Regions from separate parts of the Homo sapiens genome. Here region 2 is linked to region 1. The links are chromatin loops, found by intact Hi-C in ENCODE. Cell type or tissue: ascending aorta. All regions are shown on one strand. Links, peaks and the distances in the headings refer to the core of each region. The heading gives the core; the rest is flanking DNA. Region 1 overlaps KAZN (kazrin, periplakin interacting protein). Region 2 overlaps KAZN (kazrin, periplakin interacting protein).

Region 1 (8,840 bases), core at 2,585-5,084:
GCAAAGCAACTCTATGACTCTGGAAACTTCCAGCCTGACAAGGCCAGAGTGGTCATTTGTTTAAAATCACGCAGCCATGTCTGACCCCAAAGTCGACACCCGACCCTATGTTCTGCTGCCTCCACATTGAAGCTCCCTAAACCTGGAGGGTCCCCAGCCCCAAGGCTAGCTGAGGGCAGAATATGGGATGGCAATGACTGTGCCATCCCATCTTGTCCTGAACGTCCAATCCTGCAGACTCAGCCTGTGTACATGAGAGAGCTGGAGACACCAGGTATGGCCTAAGGACTGAGGGATCTGAGCTCCTGGCCCAGTGTCCAACATAAGCTCCCCAGGTGGAAGGCAGGCCAGCTGGGCCATGTCACCACGGGGAGGAGGCCCACGCAGTGGGGACCCCAGGTCTCAGGCAGCTGTTTAAATTCCAGCTTTGAGCTTCCTGGCTCCCACAGCTGGATCTGTCCTCTCCTGCCTGGCTTGGCTGAGCAGCAGCTTAGGTCACCAGGGCCGGAATTCCAGGCCTGCTGGGCTGGAACCTTAAAGGGCTGGGATGGTAGAGTCCATGGAAAGAGGACTCTTCTGCTTCACTCCTGCCAGGCAGCGGGTGGGCCCTGCAGGCCTCAGGCAGTGGGTGGGAGGCCCCGGCACAGCTAGGCTAGTTTTGTGCCCTGCCCCCTAACATGATGCGACCACATTGCTGGTGAACCTCATATTAAGATGACCCAACATCTAAAGATGTATGACCAGGCGCGGTGGCTCAGGCCTGTAATCCCAGCACTTTGAGAGGCGAGCGGAGCACTCGAGGTCAGGAGTTCGAGACCAGCCTGGCCAACATGTGAAACCCCGTCTCTACTAAAAATACAAAAATTAGCCGGGCGTGGTGGCGTGTGCCTGTAGTCTCAGCTACTCCAGAGGCTGAGGCACAAGAATCGCTTGAACCCTGGAGGCAGAGGTTGCAGCGAGCCGAGATTGCACCACTGTACTCCCACCTGGGAGACAGAGTGAGACTCTGTCTCAAAAAATAAAGTAATACATAAAAATCAAAATAAAAATAAAGATGCATCCCGGTCAGAAGGCTCCTTAAGGAAGAGCCGGGGCCCCGCTGTCGCTGATGAATGGGAAATTTCCATTTGCACATGCGCATGGGATCCTGGCCGCCCTCCTAGGAGAGGCAGGTGCATGGGTGAGTATTTTTATCATCCCATCTCACAGAGGGGGAAACGAAGACCACACAGCTGGTTAATGGCACAGCTGGGGTGGAATGGGTACCTGACTCAGTTTCAGGCTGGTTTCATGCTGGCGGGCTGGAGAGTAGCAGGAGAGCACTGCTGAGCTTGGGGAGTGGCTCCTGGAGGGCAGGGGCGCTGACCCCAGCCATGCTATCACTGTGGCTTCCTGGAGCCTCACTGGGCCCTCCTGCTCCGGTGGAAAGAAGCTGCTACTCAGCAGGTCGCATGGGCTCCCTGGGGGATTTACACCGCTGCCCTCTGGTTGGCAGGGAAATCATGCCTCTGCTTTCTGGTTGGAAATGAATGACCCCTGCCCGCCTAGGCTCTGAATTGCCTCCTACATTACCCACATCTCCATGAGAACCAAACTCCAGACTCTGCTCTTGGCAGTTGGAGACCTTGGGAGGGGAACCCCCCCAGCACCTCAACATGGCATTCCCAGGCCTTTCCTCTCACAAATGGCCTTTGTGGGGGTGCAGTGCAGCCTCTTGTGGCTTCTGTGGGTCTCCCTGCTGCTCCATCCTTGTTATCATTTATCCGGCAGTCCAAGGGGTGTGTGTACGTGTGCCTGGCTTTGCGTGTGCAACGTGTGGGCTGCCTCCATGGTGGGGTGCAGGCTATGCCTCCTGCATCTAACCTGGGGCTCTCTGAGAGCAAGAGCTGAGCCTGTGCCTTTAGATTATTCGCTTCTGCCTAAGAGGGGACCTGCGGCTCTCCCCAAATAGTTCAATTAAGCACCTACTGTACGCCAGGCTTGCTGCTGTGAGGACAGGAGTGAGCCAGACGTGGTTCCTGCCTTGTGGGAGGCTGACGCTCTCATAGAGGAGACAAACTCACACCTATGGCTGGCACTGGCACCATCCACCCTCCTCCTCACCATGATGCTCCAATTCTGTTTGGTGGGGAATGTGTCCACCTAAAATGTTCAATTTCCCAAGCTCCCTTGCAGCTACAAGCGGCAGGTGTCACAGTTCTGGCCATTAAGATGCACACAGATGCCCACTGGGAAATCTAGTTTTCTTTATAAGCCCTTTTTTGAGCACAAGGATGGAAGATATGAGCTAAGAATGGGGAGGAGAAAGAAAAACAGAAGAGGCCAGGGTCCCCGATGGTACCACCCAGCCGGGGATGCCTTACAGCAGGAGAATAACAAACCCCAATATTTTGGGGGTTTATTGTTACATGCAGCCCAGCACATTCCTAACAGACACACCAGGGCAGGCTGTGAGTCATGCTGCTACCCTCTCCCATGAGGCTTCACTTCATGGTTCTTTTCCACGGGCGCTCCTCGCTCTGCCCACCTCTGGGCTGGACTCTGCCAGGCTAATGACCAAGACAACACAAAAACTGAATCTTTAGGAATGAATGCCAGGTGAAGAACAACTACAAATAACACAAAGGTGCCACAAGTTCTGTCGTGTACACAAGGAGGCGACATCCAGTTTGCACATGGCAGGTGCTGCAACTCTACACAAACAAGGAGGCTGGTGCGATGGGCCCCCAAGAAATAATTTAAAATCTACACACAGCTATGAAAATGATGCAATGGAACTCTTCCTTTCTTCCTCATAGCTCTGCTTTTTTCTCTCCTTCAAAACCTGTTCCCTAAATGCTCCTAATGCAAGATGAGCTGCCAGCCTGCAAGGCATGGCTGTGTTTCTCTGGGACTGGCCTCCTGACTCAGCTCCTAGCTCCCCAGCGCTCTGCATGACTTCCCAATCATCTGGCCTCACCCACGCGGGTCCTATTCCAGCAGCCAAGCCACTGGAACCACTGCCATGGTGACTGGTGATGTCACGCCCAGCAGGCCCTGCAGGATCATGGAATGAGACCAGCCCGCTCCTGGGAATGTGGGGACTCTGGAGGTGGGAGGGAGGGTGTGTGGGAGGCACTTATTTTTCCAACTCAGAGGTGGCCACATGCATGCCTGAGACCAGGGTGTAACCAGGGGCCCAGCTGTGGCCCCACGATGATGGCACGTCTCTGAGCTGGGCCCTCCCAGGCGAAAGACCGAGACAACACAAAAGCTGAATCTTTAGGAATGAATGCCCAGTGGAGACAAACTAAAAACGACACAAAGGAGCCTCTGGGCTCTGTCGGGTACACAATGAGGTGACATTCAGTTTGTCCTCAAGCTCCCACCACAGACCTTTCTTCCTTCTCTGGCTTCGGATGCCACAGCCCCTAACCCAGATGTGGGACAGGACGGAGCGAGACTCCGTCTCAAACAAACAAACAAACAAACAACCACTGTGGGCCCAATCCTGGATGTCGCAAGGTCAGGAGCTCTTGTAAAAATTTCCAGCCTGGGTGTACCCTGGACAAACATGCGCTCAGAGGTGAGGAGGGAGGAATCGGTCCACGTCAGACGATCCCAGCTGCTGCCAGCAGGGGGCCCCCCTTTCTTTTCCATGCAATGTTCCTGACCCATGGAACCTTCAGGAACTACATTCTGCGAAATGAGGGGTGGGCAGGTAAGGGCCAGAAAGCCTGGCAAACCAATCTGGCAAACTTGAACTTCTAATAAACACCCATCAGAATGTGAGGCTCTCGGAGTTCTTCTAGCTCAGCTTCCCTTTACAGATGGGGAAACTGAGGCCCAGAGACGAGGCAAGAATGCCCAATGCACAGAGAGTCAGCTGAGGTCTCCCAACTCTTAGGCCAAGGCAGCTGAGTTAGAAGCACTGGCTTGGGGCCGGGAGCGGTGGCTCACGCCTGTCATCCCAGCATTTTGGGAGGCCGAGGCGGGCAGATAACGAGGTAAGGAGAACCAGACCATCCTGGCTAACATGGTGAAACCCCGTCTCTACTAAAATTACAAAAAATTAGCCGGGAGTGGTGCGGGCGCCTGTAGTCCCAGCTACTGGGGAGGCTGAGGCAGGAGAATGGCGTGAACCCGGGAGGCGGAGCTTGCAGTGAGCCGAGATCGCGCCACTGCACTCCAGCCTGGGCGACAGAGCGAGACTCTGTCTCAAAAAAAAAAAAAAAAAAAAAAAAAAAAAGAAGCACTGGCTTGGGAATCTGCCTAAGTTTGATTAAGCCTCAGTTTCCTCATCTGTAGACGGCAGCTGACAGTACAGTCAACCTTGGTATTGTGTGGCATTGGTTCCAGGAGCTCCCCCAAATACCAAAATCCACCGATGCTCAAGTCCCCGATGAAACATAGTATTTGCAAATTATCTACACACGTCCTCCCGTGTACTGTAAATCATCTCTAAATTACCTATAATACTTTATACAATGTAGATGCTATGTAAGTAGTTGTTACACTGCATTGTTTAGAGAAAAATGATAAGAAATATGTCTTGTGCATATTCAGTACAGGCACAACTATCCATTTTTTTTTTTTCCAAATTATTTTCGATCCTTGGTTGGTTGAATTCATCGATGTGGAACCCATGGATCCAGAGGGCTGAATCATTTCTGCCATAGGGACAAGCTATCTGGTCTTGAGTGACTGTGGGGTGCTGACCTTGAGCATTTTGGGAGACGAGAACCTCAGAAAGACACAGCTTCAGAGTTGGGGGTGGGGGTCCCAGGTTCTGGTGCTGCTTTTTTCCCCCGCTCTAAGCCTCGGTTTTCCCCCAGCATAATGAGGGTGTTGGAGTCTGTGAGCTTCCTTTTAGCTTCTGAAATCCCAACAGACCTCACCTTTGTCACTTGCTCCTTAGCAGCTGCGGGGCCTGAGACCCCACATGCAACTTCTCTGAGCTTCCCTATCCCCAGCTGTTAAGCTGTGCATGATCGTCTCCACCTGGCAAGGCTCTATGTGACAGGACCCAGGACAGAGCTCAGCTGCATACAGCAGGTGCTCAGTGTTAACCTCTCTTCCTATCTTCCAGCTCCCCGTGGCTCCCAGGCCTGAGCTCAGGCTCTAGGAGGCCCCAGAAAATACAGGCTGACTTGAGCAATAGGCAGGTTTCCAAGTAAAGAGCCCCGGGGAAGAGACCCAGGTCAGGGAGAAGGAAAGGGCCAGTCGAGGGCAGCAAGTTCAAGGCCACAAATTTATGGTCCTGGGATGGGCGGACAGCAGTTTATTTGTTTTTTTTTCCGTTTCAAAGATGAGTAAGGTGAGTTCGGAAGAGGTTAAAGTTTAACCTGCTTTATAAAGGTTAATCAGGTTCTCGTCACATCAGGTGGTGCTCAGGTCTTGAACTCCTGACCTCAAGTGATCCGCCCGCCTTGGCCTCCCAAAGTGCTGGGATTACAGGCCTGAGCCACTGCGCCCAGTCTGCTCCCCACAATGTTAATTTCCTTTATCTTCTCACCACGAGGTGAAGTGGGTTGACCGGCTCGCGCAGCCAACAAGTGGCTGACCTGGAACTTGATCCCAGAACTTTGTCGCTCAGGCCCATGATCTTTCCAGATGACCCATAGACTCTCTCTCCAAGTGCACCCTGGAAAGTTAGTCAGCATGACCCTTCCAACCTCCTGCCTGGGGCAGGAAAGGCAAATATCTGGAATAGCTTCTTATTTTCCAGTAACACGCCAGGGAAGACACGACTAATCAACTAGGCTCCCTAGGAAGCTGGGTTGATTAGGGATGTCTGCCATGGCACGGGAGGGAAACAGGGCAGGTTTGCCAGCTCTGCCCCTGACAGGGAGGCAGATGCCAGTAGTGCCTGATCAGGGCTGGCATGTTTGAGAACTATTCTGGTCAGCGCTGTGCCAATTACCAGCATACTCCATGGAACCAAGGGCAATTCTACTTAACCAAAAAAGTGAGAACCAATTTTCTCAACTGGTAGAAAATGAGTCTATTCACACCAGTGAGATGGTGGCAAAAAAACTCCAAACAGCATGCTTAAGGGTGAAAGAGCAGACTTTATTTCCCTCACCTGGGCCAAAGGTAAGTGAAGGATTAATGAGTTTACTTATTTTCATGTCCACTCCCAACCTGTGATATTAAGTTCCTGGAGGGCAGGGACCTGGTCTGTCCTGTTCACTGCTGTATCCTCCACAACGACAGCAGTGCCTGGCACATAGTAAGTGCTCAGGAAATAGTGACTTTCAAATGAATGACTGAATTAGGTGGACAGCCCCAGGGACAGCAGGATCCTGTGCCATGAGGGCAGAGGACATCTTGTTTTTCTTTGCCTGTCCCCTCTTGCCCTCCCTGGGAGGGACAGGCCATGCTGATTTCCCTGTGCCTCCTGACAGAACCCTGAGCATCAGTCCTGGTGATCTCGGAGCTGGCCACGGCATGGCTGAAGTTCTTATTAAGCTGCCTTGGGCTTGGTGAACTGTGTCCACATCCCAGCCAGGAATGAGAAGACTCAAGTGGACCAAAGTTTCTGCTAATCCAGAGTGCTCAAATTTTAAGGTGCCCAGGGCTGGGGAAAGACCCCAGACATTGTGCTTCCCACAGAGGTGAGACCCCAGGTCCAGGAGTGTGAGGGTCACTTCCCCTACCAGGCTCTCCCGCTATTAGCCTGGCTGCTGCTGTGCCTTCCCTCCGCTGGAAACTGAGGCCTCCCCTTTTCTACAAGAGGCTCCTCGGACCATCTGAGTTCTTTGCACTTGGCATGTGCCCTCTATTGAATTTTTCTCAGCATCATTGGAACATGCAATTCTCTCTCACATCTTTCACAGAAAACCTTCATTTGATCCCATGTCCCTCTCCAGCTCTCATTCCATTTCTCTTCTTCCTTTTGGAACAAAAATGTTCAAAAGGGTTGACCGTATCACCGTCTCCATTTCCTTCCCACCATCCTCTCTGGGACCGGCTCTGGCTTTTCCATGCCGGTCGCCAACGACCTCTGAGTGTGAATCCACATTCTCCATCTGATGAGCTCTGCCTCCAGCAGGCGATGCAGGTGATGACAAGTCTTCGCTTGACCTCCAGGGCCCGTGTTCCTGGTTTCCTCTCATTTCTGCCTGCTCCGTTTTGGACTCTGTTCCCTTCTGACCTCTGGGCATTGGTGGCTTCAGTCCAACCACAGGCTTCAGCCTGGACCTCATCCCTGAACTCCAGACCCAGAGCCCAGAGCATCCACACCTCTGCTTGAACCTCTAAAAGCAACTCAAACCTAACACATCCAAGATAGTCCCTGACCAGTCCCCAAGAATCTGCTCTTCTCAGTGCCCTCAAACTCAGTTCACAGTGGCCTTAGCCTTCCTGTTGCTCTGGCCTTAAACTCTGGAATCTTCCTTGACCACCCCCCCAAACTTTTCTCATACTCCACCCCCAATTAATCAGCCGACCACGCCAGCTCTGCCTTCAACATGGCACCAGGACCTGGGCCCTTTTTACCACTCCTCAGTCACTACCCTGCTCACCCACCCGGGCTGTGTCCCCACCCCCACCCCCATATCTGGGTCACACGGTAGTCTCCTAACTGGTTTTCCAACCCTTCAGTAGATATCAATCCTGCCATGGAGCTGTCCCCTTAAAAGGCAGCTCAGACCATGTCACTTCTCTGCTTCTCTCCCACAACTCCTGTCCCCATCAAGGGGGAGCGCAAAGTCCTTCCAATGGTCTACAAGGACCCCCCCAAGATCTGTCTCCAGGTCCTGTACCCATCCTCCCCCAGCTCACATTCCGGGGAAGCTGCCCTGGCCTCCTGGCTGTCCATGCACTGGCCTCCTTCCTCGGGACCTCTGCATGAGCTGTTCCCTCTGCCTGGAAGGCCCTCCTTCCTTCCCCCTCCTACCCACGTGTCTCACTTCCTCCCATCTCCTCTTTATTCAAACATGCCTTTCTCGGCAACCTCTTCCCTGGACACCCTTCCCTGTTCTTTGTTTTCCTTTGAACTGGCCACCAACTTAACACTGTGTATTCTGTGTTTATCGTGGGAAATGTTCACTGAAGCAAGCACCTCCTCCTTTCCCCTGAAGACTCCCCTACCCCATAACCTGCTGAGAATTCAATGCAGCTTGTTCCTGGATTTCTAAGCCCACAGCTCATGCTAAGCGTGATCATGGCCTTGCCCATCCACTACCCGGCCCTACAGGAATCCGCACTAGCAGCCTGGAAACCAGACCCCCAGCTCAGGACCTACCCACCCCTAAGACTAGCCTAGAGGCCACCTGAAGGCAGGGCCTGGGCCTCAGCTATTTCTAGGAGCTGGCATTCGGCACAGCCCCTGGCAGGTAAAGGAAAGGGTTAACAGGTAACCTGGGGGCTTAAGCAGGCTGTCAGAGGCTCAGTGCTCACCATTTCCAAATATCCTAATCTGCCCCTTCCCTGGTTCTCCAGCTGAGGGACCCAGGACCATCCAGGTAGAACCCGCAGCTGTGCACAGAGCCTACCAGGGATCATGAGTCAGACAGGTGCATGAGCGGGGACCTAGAACACCAACCCCACCTAGAGGGGGTGACTGACCGAATGTGGCCCAGTCATGCCAGGCCTCCCAAAGTTTTGAGAAAATTCCCAACTCCAGGTGATGGCTACTTCCCATGCCTTAAATGTCTCCCAATGTTTCCACATTGGCAACTGATCACAAGTCCAGCCATGTCTGTGGGCTCGGCTGGGTGCTGACTGCTGACCTGAGTGAGTGTCCACGGAAGAGGGAGCAGGAGAGACTTGGGCCCATCCATGGCTGAGGGACCAGGCTCTACAGACAGAGGCCTGGACTCTCAGCCTGGCCCTACCATTTGCTTGTTGTGACCTTG
Region 2 (8,840 bases), core at 2,153-4,652, 57 kb after region 1:
CCAGATATGTGAGTGAAGCCATCTTGGGTCGTCCAGAGGAATAGCATGGAAGTACCCCTACTGACACCACAGAGAACCTAAGAATCGCCTAGCTGAGCCCTGCCAAATCCCTGATTCACAAGATCATGAGATGTAAGAAAAACGGTGGTTGCTTTATGCCACTAAGATTTACAGGCAGTGTGTTACACAGCAGTAGTAACCGGTGCACCCTTCTAGAATGTAATCTCCACAAGAAATGGATCTTTGTCAATTCTGCTGTGGGATATGATGAGGTTTCTCTTCAAATAATCTGATCAATCTTTTATTCTTTAATTCATTGTACCACCCCCCTTTTCTTCTCCTTTTTTCCTCCTTGCCTTTGTTAAATGCCCAGGCATGCCACAGTACCAAGCGTTATCAGTACCAGCTCACATTCCTTTCCTTATTTGGAAAGAGGACTAACTTTCTAGCTCATTACAGACACCCCTTCCCCTTCCTCTCCACTTTCTTTTACATGCCCACCCTATCTAAAAAAAAATCAAATGTTCAGTCAACTGGGATTAGTTTAGATTGTATGACCCCGGCCAGTGGGGAAAGGGTACAGGGGCAGGACTTGCATCAGGAATAAAGGCTCTCGTGCCCCTTTGTTCAGGTGTGCTCTCATGGCAACTGGCCAAGGAGGTACCCCTCTGCGCAGAAGTACAATTGCTTTGCTAAGAATCCTTTGTTTGAGTGTTCAGTTTCCTTAGGATTTTGAGCGTTATTCCTAACATGCTCACAGATAAACCCCAAGTGCCCAGAATAATGTCTGGCAAACAGTAGGACTTCAACAAGTATCTGCTGAATGAATGAGTGGGATTCTAGTAATATTTTAGTAACATTAAAACGATGTCTATTGATGGAAAACTAGCACCGGTGCAGCATTGATGGATCTGTGTCAGACACAGAGCTTCAAATCCAAATGCTGAGACTCGCATGCTGTACGATCTTGGAGCCTCAGTTTCCCCAACTGTAAAGGCAGGGTGACCCCATCTATGTCATGGGGTTGTTCTGGGGATAATGTGAAGAGAAGGCATATGGCATGCTCAGGATAGGGCCGGCTCTCGGAGGTGCTCGATACGTTTTGCTAAATCTGAGTGAAACTGCAGTCCCTGTTCCCCACACCCCCTCTCCTGTGTTGCATTCAATACCCCAAAGCCCTGCTACCTCCTTTGCTGACTGACCACGAGCAGGGGCTACTCTACAAAAAGAGCTCACGGCCAGGCACAGCGGCTCCCGCCTGTAATCCCAGCACTTTGGGAGGCCACAGTGGGCGAATCACTTGAGGTCAGGAGTTCGAGACCAGCCTGGCCAACATGGTGAAACCCCGTCTCTACTAAAAATACAAAAATTAGCCGGGCGTGGTGGCAGGTGCCTGTAATCCCAGCTACTCAGGAGGCTGAGGTAGGAGAATCGCCGGAACTCGGGAGGCAGGGTTGCAGTGAGCTGAGATTGTGCCATTGCACTCTAGCCTAGGCGACAAGAGTGAGACTCCAACTCAAAAAAAAAAAAAAAAGTTCCCAGTCTGAGGTCAGCAGCGCATTCCCCTGGGAGCCAAGCAGGGGTGAGGTGAATCAGGGTCAAGGCCTGTGTCAGACTTGATCCTGTGTCCACAGCCGCCTTGGACCTGTGCTCAACTGAGCCAAGCTCAGGCACCGCAGAGCAAGAGTGCCCTGCACTGCCTCTGAGGCCAACTCTGAAGATGACCCTCCCCTGCTCACACCAAAGGTCTTCTCCTGGGATGGAGGCCAGCGTGGCTTTCGTTTTCTTGCCACACTTTCAAGGTCATGTCCTGACCCTGTCATGGCCAGGTAGGCATGAAGACCTGCACAGTGATGGAGGCCATGCTCCAAGCAAAATTTAATGGGGTCTTGGGCAAGGTCTTCTGAAAGGCATTTGGAGAGCCTGGCTTGACGCACACCGAGTCCTGTCCTCATTCTGCAGAATCCATCTCTGACCTTTCCTGGGAAGGGGCCAGGGAGGGGTGGATTAATTAAAAGCTGAGGATCAGCGTGTGCAGCCTCTGCCCCTACCGTAAAGACAGCCTCTGCTGCAGCCGAGACCACTGGCATTTCCGGGGGCTGGAGCATGCTCAATGCCCTGCAGGGGAAGGAGGACGAGACTGGGAGGAGGTGGGAAGAAAAACTTCTGTCTGGTGTGGCCAAGAGAGCAACCTTGCAGCCTTTCTTCCCGGGGACCATTTTCAGAGCGAAGACGGAGAATGCATTAAAACTCCTGGTGCCGAATGGTGTGAACCCGGGAGGCGGAGCTTGCAGTGAGCAGAGATCGCGCCACTGCATTCCAGCCTGGGCAACAGAGCGAGAGTCCGTCTCAAAAAAAAAAAAAAAAAAGAAAAAGAAAAAAAAAAAAACAACTCCTGGTGCCTCCAGGGAAGGGGGCCTCTGAAAGACACCCACTTCCAGATCCTCTCCTCTTTCTCCTCTCTTCCCTATTTCACTCTTTTCCTCTTTTCTGCTGTGATCACCCCTGAGAACCTCAGAATCAAAGAAGTACCTGCCAAATATCTATGAAGAAAATCAGTTTGGAAAACAGACTCATTAGGGATCAAGCTTTGGCTCCAAAACCTACTAGCTAGAAGGCCGTAGAAGATTTTCTTTTTCTTTTCTTTTTTTGTTTGAGACAGTCTCGCTCTGTCGCCCAGGCTGGCGTGCCGCGGCGCAATCTCAGCCCACCGCAACCTCTGCCTCCCGGATTCAAGCAATTCTCCTGCCTCAGCCTCCTGAGTAGCTGGGATTACAGGCACGCGCCACCATGCCTGGCTAATTTTCGTATTTTTAGTAAGGACAGTGTTTCACCATGTTGGTCAGGCTGGTCTCAAACTCCTGACCTCATGATTCGCCCGCCTTGGCCTCTCAAAGTGATGGTATTACAAAAGCATGAGCCATTGCATCCGGCCAGAAGAATTTCTTAACCTCTCTCATCCCCATTTTATAGATGGGGAAACTGAGGCTAACACTACCCATCGAACATGGGTTGTTGGGAGGACTGATGACTCACGCAGGCAAAGGAATGAAGAGAGTGCCTGGCAAATTCCAAGTGCTAAATACATGCTAGCCGAAATGATTATCACTCCAAAGTGATGCAGTGTGTGTTCACACCTCAGTCTTCCCAACTACAAAATGGGCTTAATCTCCCCTCCCCAGAACACAGAAGAGTTGAGCTCTGGTAAATGTTTCCAAAACAAGTATCAGATGGGCGTGGGTGAGTGCTAGAGGGTGTCTGTGCATTTGCAAACAGACCAGCCTTTCCGTTGTTCTCAGGATAAATGGAAGACTTCCATAATTAGAACCTTAAGACATCACGGAATCTACTAAGAAGCTGATCCAAGTGTTGAAGCAGACGCCGGAAAGGGCACATGTTAGGGAGGCTGTGTGGGGGACAGGGACGCCTGGGGGAAGGCGCCGTCCTGGCTGCCTGTGCAACTCACAGAGGGTCAAGGACTCAGTGCTAAAAACCCCAGATGAGGACGAGAACATCAGTTCCTCGGGTGCAAAAAAAATTACTGCATAAAAAGCAAAGGGGACAAAGTTTGTTGCAAATGTGTAGACTGTCAGTCACCAGAACCCCAGACTTCAGGGCAGGTTCTGGAAACAATTCTATTTAAAAGGATCTCTGTGTTGGACTGTGAGTCACGGGGTTGCCAAGGAGCCTGGCCTTGCAGAGCCCCGCCCACGTGATACAGGGCTTGGTCAGGTGACTTGCTTTGGCCAATGAGATATCAGCAAGCACGACACAAGAGATGGTTTTAAGGCTCTTGTGCAAGGTAATTGAAGGATCTTAACGGGGAAACTGGGTATACAGCAACGCTCCGTACTATCTTAGAAACTTTTCTGTAAACCTCAAACTACTCTCAAATTAAATGATGATGATTATTAATTATTTTTAAAAAGTGCTTGTGGGCCAGGCACCATGGCTCATGCCTATAATCCCAGCACTTTGGGAGGCCGAGGCAGGTGAATCACTTGAAGTCAGGAGTTCAAGACCAGCCTGGCCAACACGGTGAAACCCCAGCTCTACTAAAAATGCAAAAATCAGCTGGGCGTGGTGGCGGGCGCCTGTAATCCCAGCTACTCAGGAGGCTGAGGCAGGAGAATCGCTTGAACCCAGGAGGTAGAGGTTGCAGTGAGCCAAGATCATGCCACTGCACTCCAGCCTGGGCGACAGAGTAAGACTCTGTCCCCCCACGAAAAATAATATAAAATAAAATAAAAAGTACTTGTGCATTAGGGCATGGGTTCTTTTTAGGAATCCAGCTGCCCTCTGAAGCAGCCAGGGTGAGGGTGCTGAAAGCAGGTCCAGTGGCAACTATAACAGAACAACAACAGAGCCTGGGCAATTCTTCCACCTGACCATCAATTATTATCAACTGGATCAAAATGTGGAGTCTAAGAAGCCTTTAAGGGGGATCTGTTAACAATATTTAAAAGCAGCCGGTAGTATGTAAGGAAGACATTCTGTCTGTAGAGTTAAACTTTGTGGAAGCTTCCAGTGAGTTCCGAGATTTACCAGCAAAGAGTCTTCTACGTCAGGGCTGTGGGACCGAGGGGCTGGCTCAGGGTGGGCCCCCTGCAGCAGCCCCGAGAGCCACCAGGCTAAAGAAACAGCAGTAGCTTCAAGCGTATGAATTTACTAAAGAGGAACATACACATTCAACCCCAGGTGATGAACTGCATAGAAGATGAACACGTCTTTGATGGAGGGAATGAGACTAAGAATGGAGTGCGGATGTGGGAAGGGACACAGGAAACATCAAGTAGCTTTTCAAACCCACACAGTGCTGTGGTGACAAGGATGTGTGTCTAAGAAAGCAAGTGGGCATGGCCGCCCCAGCACAGATGACACATCGTTCTATTCAACAGCCTCTCAGGCCACCTACTACCCCACTGTCTGCAGGCCTGGTGACATCTGCAAAGGCAGCCAGGGCATGGCTGCACCTGCTGGGAGCTTTAGTCTTCCAGCCCCACCGACCCCGCTGGACTTAAGACAGTCTCTGCAGCCTAGAACTCCTTGAAGCAGGAATGCCTATGGGATAGACTCTCATCTACAGGCCTGGTTGGCCACTTGGAAAAATAGGATTCAAGTAAGGTACACTGAGTGTGTCGTAGGTTTCAGGCATGTCCCTAGACTCTGAGCAGGGCCTGGAATGCTCTGAACCACAGGCATCGGCACAAGCTTTGGGGTAGGGAAGCTTTCAGGGAACATTTGGTGAATGAGCAAATTAAATAATAAAGTTGTGTTTCTTTCAGTGTAAGGCAGGTGACTCACTCTGTGGCAGGGAAAAGGCTCCCACAGGCCTTAGTCCTTCCAGTAAGGAGAGGAAACTCCGGATCCTTTCTTCTGCTCCATGCTCAGTCAGTGCTAGCTAACTCCACCCGCCCCGTGCTGGCTGCTGTGCCCTGCAGGCGTTTCTAAAGGAAACAGATGACCCTCACGTGTCCTAAGCCCTGAGAGAGGGCAGTGTTTAGGGCTGCCAAGTCCAGGGAAAGAGAGGGCCTGGTTCGTTTCCCATTCTTGTTGTAACAAAGTGACACAATGCAGTGGCTTCACACGGGGTCCCCAAGCCCCAGGCCATGGACTGGTACTGGTCCCTGGCCTCTTAGGAAGCAGGCTGCACAGCAGGAGGTGAGGGGCGAGCGAGCGAAGTTTCATCTGTATTTACAGCTGCTCCCCATCACTCACATTACCGCCGGAGCTCCACCTCCTGTCTGATCAGCAGCGATGGCATTAGACTCTCATAGGAGCACGAACCCTCTTGTGAACTGCGCATGTGAGGGATCCAGGTTGCGTGCTCCTTATTAGAATCTAATGCCTGATGATCTGTCACTGTCTCCCGTCACCCCTAGATGGGACCATCTAGTTGCAGGAAAACAAGCTCAGGTCTCCCACTGATTCTACATTAGGGTGAATTGTATAATTATTTCACTATATATTACAATGTAATAATAATAGAAATTTAGTGCACAAGAAATGTAGTGCATGTAATGCCCTGGAATCATCCCAAAACCATCCCCCAACCCCGGACACCTGGTCCGTGGAAAAACTGTCTTCCATGAAACCGGTCCCTGGTGCCTAAAAGGTTGGGGACTGCTGGCCTAACATAATACAAATTAATTTAATACAAATGAATGTTCTTATAGTAGTTCTGGAGGTCAAAGGTCTAAAATGGGTGTTACCGGGCTAAAACCCTGGTGTTGGCAGGACTGCCTTTCTTCTGGAGGCTCTGGGGAAAGCCTGTTTCCTTGTCTTTCCCAGCTTCTAGAGGTCGCCTGCACTCCTTGGCTTGCAGCCCCTTCCTGTGTCTTCAAAGCCAGCAACGGTGTGTCAAGGCCCCACATTGAATCCCTCTGGCCTCTGCTCCTCCGGTCACATCTCCTCTGACTCTCTCTTGTGCCTCCCCTTCTACTTTCAAGGGCCCTTGTGATCCACTGGGCCCACCGGAGACTCATCCCAGGGATATCCGATTGGCAAGCTTCGTTCCCCTTTGCCGTGTGACCTAACTCATTCACAAGTCCCAGGAATTAGGCTGGGGACATCTTTGGGAGAGGGGGACATCATTATTCTGCCAAAAACAGGCCCTGAGCCCATCGGACAGGGAAGCTGGTCCAGAAAGCTGCCTAGAGGATGCGGAGACTGAACCTGAAGCAGGCGGAAGAGTGACCATCTGGAGGCTGGGGGAGAGTAAAGTACAAATGCAGAGACCTTGAGGGGACAGAAGGGAGGTGATACCATAGGCACATCCAGGAGCCACACAGATGTAACCACACCACCATGTGCCAGAAGGACAGTGACCAGGCTGCAAAGGGAGGGAGAGGGAGGGAAACGAAAATGGGGACATCCTAAAACACCACACTTCACATAGTGACTCCTGCTGAAAAGCTCCAAGGTCCCTGAGCTTCTGGTGTGACCCTCGAGTTCACCGTGACCATCGCCCATCATCTGCCTGCATCAAAGCCTCAACATCAGGTGTCCCTTCCCACCTCCATGTGCAGACTAGTCTTCTAGCCTTTGTTCAAGCCATTTTCCGCCAGTAATACATATGCGGGGGCCGGGTGCAGTGGCTCATGCCTGTAATCCCAGCACTTTGGGAGGCTGAGTCGGGTGATCACCTGAGGTCAGGGGTTCAAGACCAGCCTGGCCAACATGGTGAAACCCAGTCCTATTAAAAATACAAAATTAGCTGGGTGTGGTGGCACATGCCTGTAGTCCCAGCTACTCGCAGGGCTGAGACAGGAGAATCGTCTGAACCCAGGAGACGGAGGTTGCAGTGAGCTGAGATGGCGCCACTGTACTCCAGTCTGGGTGAGACAGAGCAAGACTCTATCTCAAAAGAAAAAAAAACGTGGGTAAAATACCCATTTCAAAGTGCAAATTAGACCAGTGGATTTTAACGTAGCAGAGTACAAAGGATTAGGTTTCAGATGCGCACTGCAACAAACCTTCAAGAAACTACCACTGAATTTCAGCATGGTATCAAAGAACACCCACAATTATCTAACAAGGCAATTAATATAATCCTTCCTTCTCCAACTATTAATACAAAACTGCGTACGCCAGATTTTCAACCAAAACAACAATCACACTAGACAGACGGAGCAGAGATGAGAATTCAGCACTCTGCTATGAAGCCAGACACCAGTGAGTTTTACAAAAATGTTTAAAAAATAATGCTGCTCTTCTCACTCGAATCTGTTTGGGAAAATACAGCTACTTCTCATTAAAACATAACTATATTGGTGGGGCAAGGTGTCTCACGCCTGTAATCCCAGCACTTTGGGAGGCCGAGGCAGGCAGATTGCTTAAGGTCAAGAGTTCCAGACCAGCCTGGGCAACACGGTGAAATCCTGTCTCTGCTAAAAATACAAAAATTAGCTGGGCATGGTGGCGCGTGCCTGTAATCCCAGCTACTTGGGAGGCTGAGGCACGAGAATCACTTGAACCCAGGAGGCGGAGGTTGCAGTGAGCCGAGGTCACGCCCCTGCACTCAAGCCTGGGTGACACAGTGAAACTATCTCAAAAAAAAAAAAAAAAAGAAAAGGAAAGGAAAGAAAAAGATAACTGTACTTATGTTAACATATAATGCATTTATTATGATGATTTTAAAATAAATTACTAAAGATTTACATATTTTTTCTAGTTTTAATTTTGAAAACATTAATACTAATAGATCTAAACCATATGAGCAAAAGCCCTTTGGGGTCTTCAGTTTTGTAAAGATATAAAGTGGTCCTCAGGCCAAAGAGCTTAAGAAATGCTGTCTTATGAAAATAAACAGATTTACATACACAGATCTTTAAGACAGTGTTATATAATGGCAAACAAACAAACAAAAGACAGAGAGAGAAAAAAAGTGGAAACAACTTAAGTGTCTAATAATAGGGAAACGGCTAAATAAATTATGGTATCTCCATTTGGCAGAACATTATGTAGTCATTAAAAATTATGTTTTCAAAGAGTATTTATTGTTGTGGGAACACGCTCAAAACACCTGACATGCTGTTAAGAGATTTAAAAAGGAATGAAGCAAATTTTCACTATCATTGTTTCTGTGCTGCCTTGATTCGCGGAGAAATCATGAAATTGAGGAGGCCTGAGGAAATCAACAGACACCCCAAAGGGGTCCCCCAGGCTACACGCTTACCACATGTGCTGGGCAGGGCTCATGCAGTTTATACATAAGATGATACCATTGATGAGCTGGGCTTGGTGGCTCATGCTTGTAATCTCAGCACTTTGGAAAGCCGACCCGGGCAGACTGCTTGAGCCCAGGAGTTCCAGACCAGCCTGAGCAACATGGCAAGCCT

What was found. A loop is a pair of places that touch in the nucleus more often than their neighbours do. Peaks named below come from ENCODE experiments on the same cell type or tissue, not always from the same donor. Only the 100,000 strongest peaks of a DNase experiment are listed, where the experiment ranks them.
Region 2: it touches region 1 in a loop (2.9-fold over the local background); 4 of 110 quality-filtered maps call a loop at or near these places.

Annotation. Positions count from the first base shown.
Region 1 is chr1:15,022,459-15,031,298 of GRCh38, reverse strand. All of the region lies in intron 2 of KAZN (kazrin, periplakin interacting protein), which reads right to left. Among named protein-coding and RNA genes, the nearest start is that of TMEM51-AS1, 130 kb to the left of the region's middle. RefSeq lists an enhancer at 8,411-8,840. In ascending aorta, for the core only: a CTCF peak has its summit at 3,623 (motif pointing right); DNase peaks (open chromatin) are centred at 3,008 and 3,598; H3K27ac peaks cover 709 bases.
Region 2 is chr1:14,965,211-14,974,050 of GRCh38, reverse strand. The region is part of intron 2 of KAZN (kazrin, periplakin interacting protein); the gene reads right to left. Among named protein-coding and RNA genes, the nearest start is that of TMEM51-AS1, 180 kb to the left of the region's middle. RefSeq lists enhancers at 3,281-4,003, 5,191-6,095. In ascending aorta, for the core only: no CTCF peak of the experiment used is centred there; a DNase peak (open chromatin) is centred at 3,690; H3K4me3 peaks cover 782 bases; H3K27ac peaks cover 2,500 bases.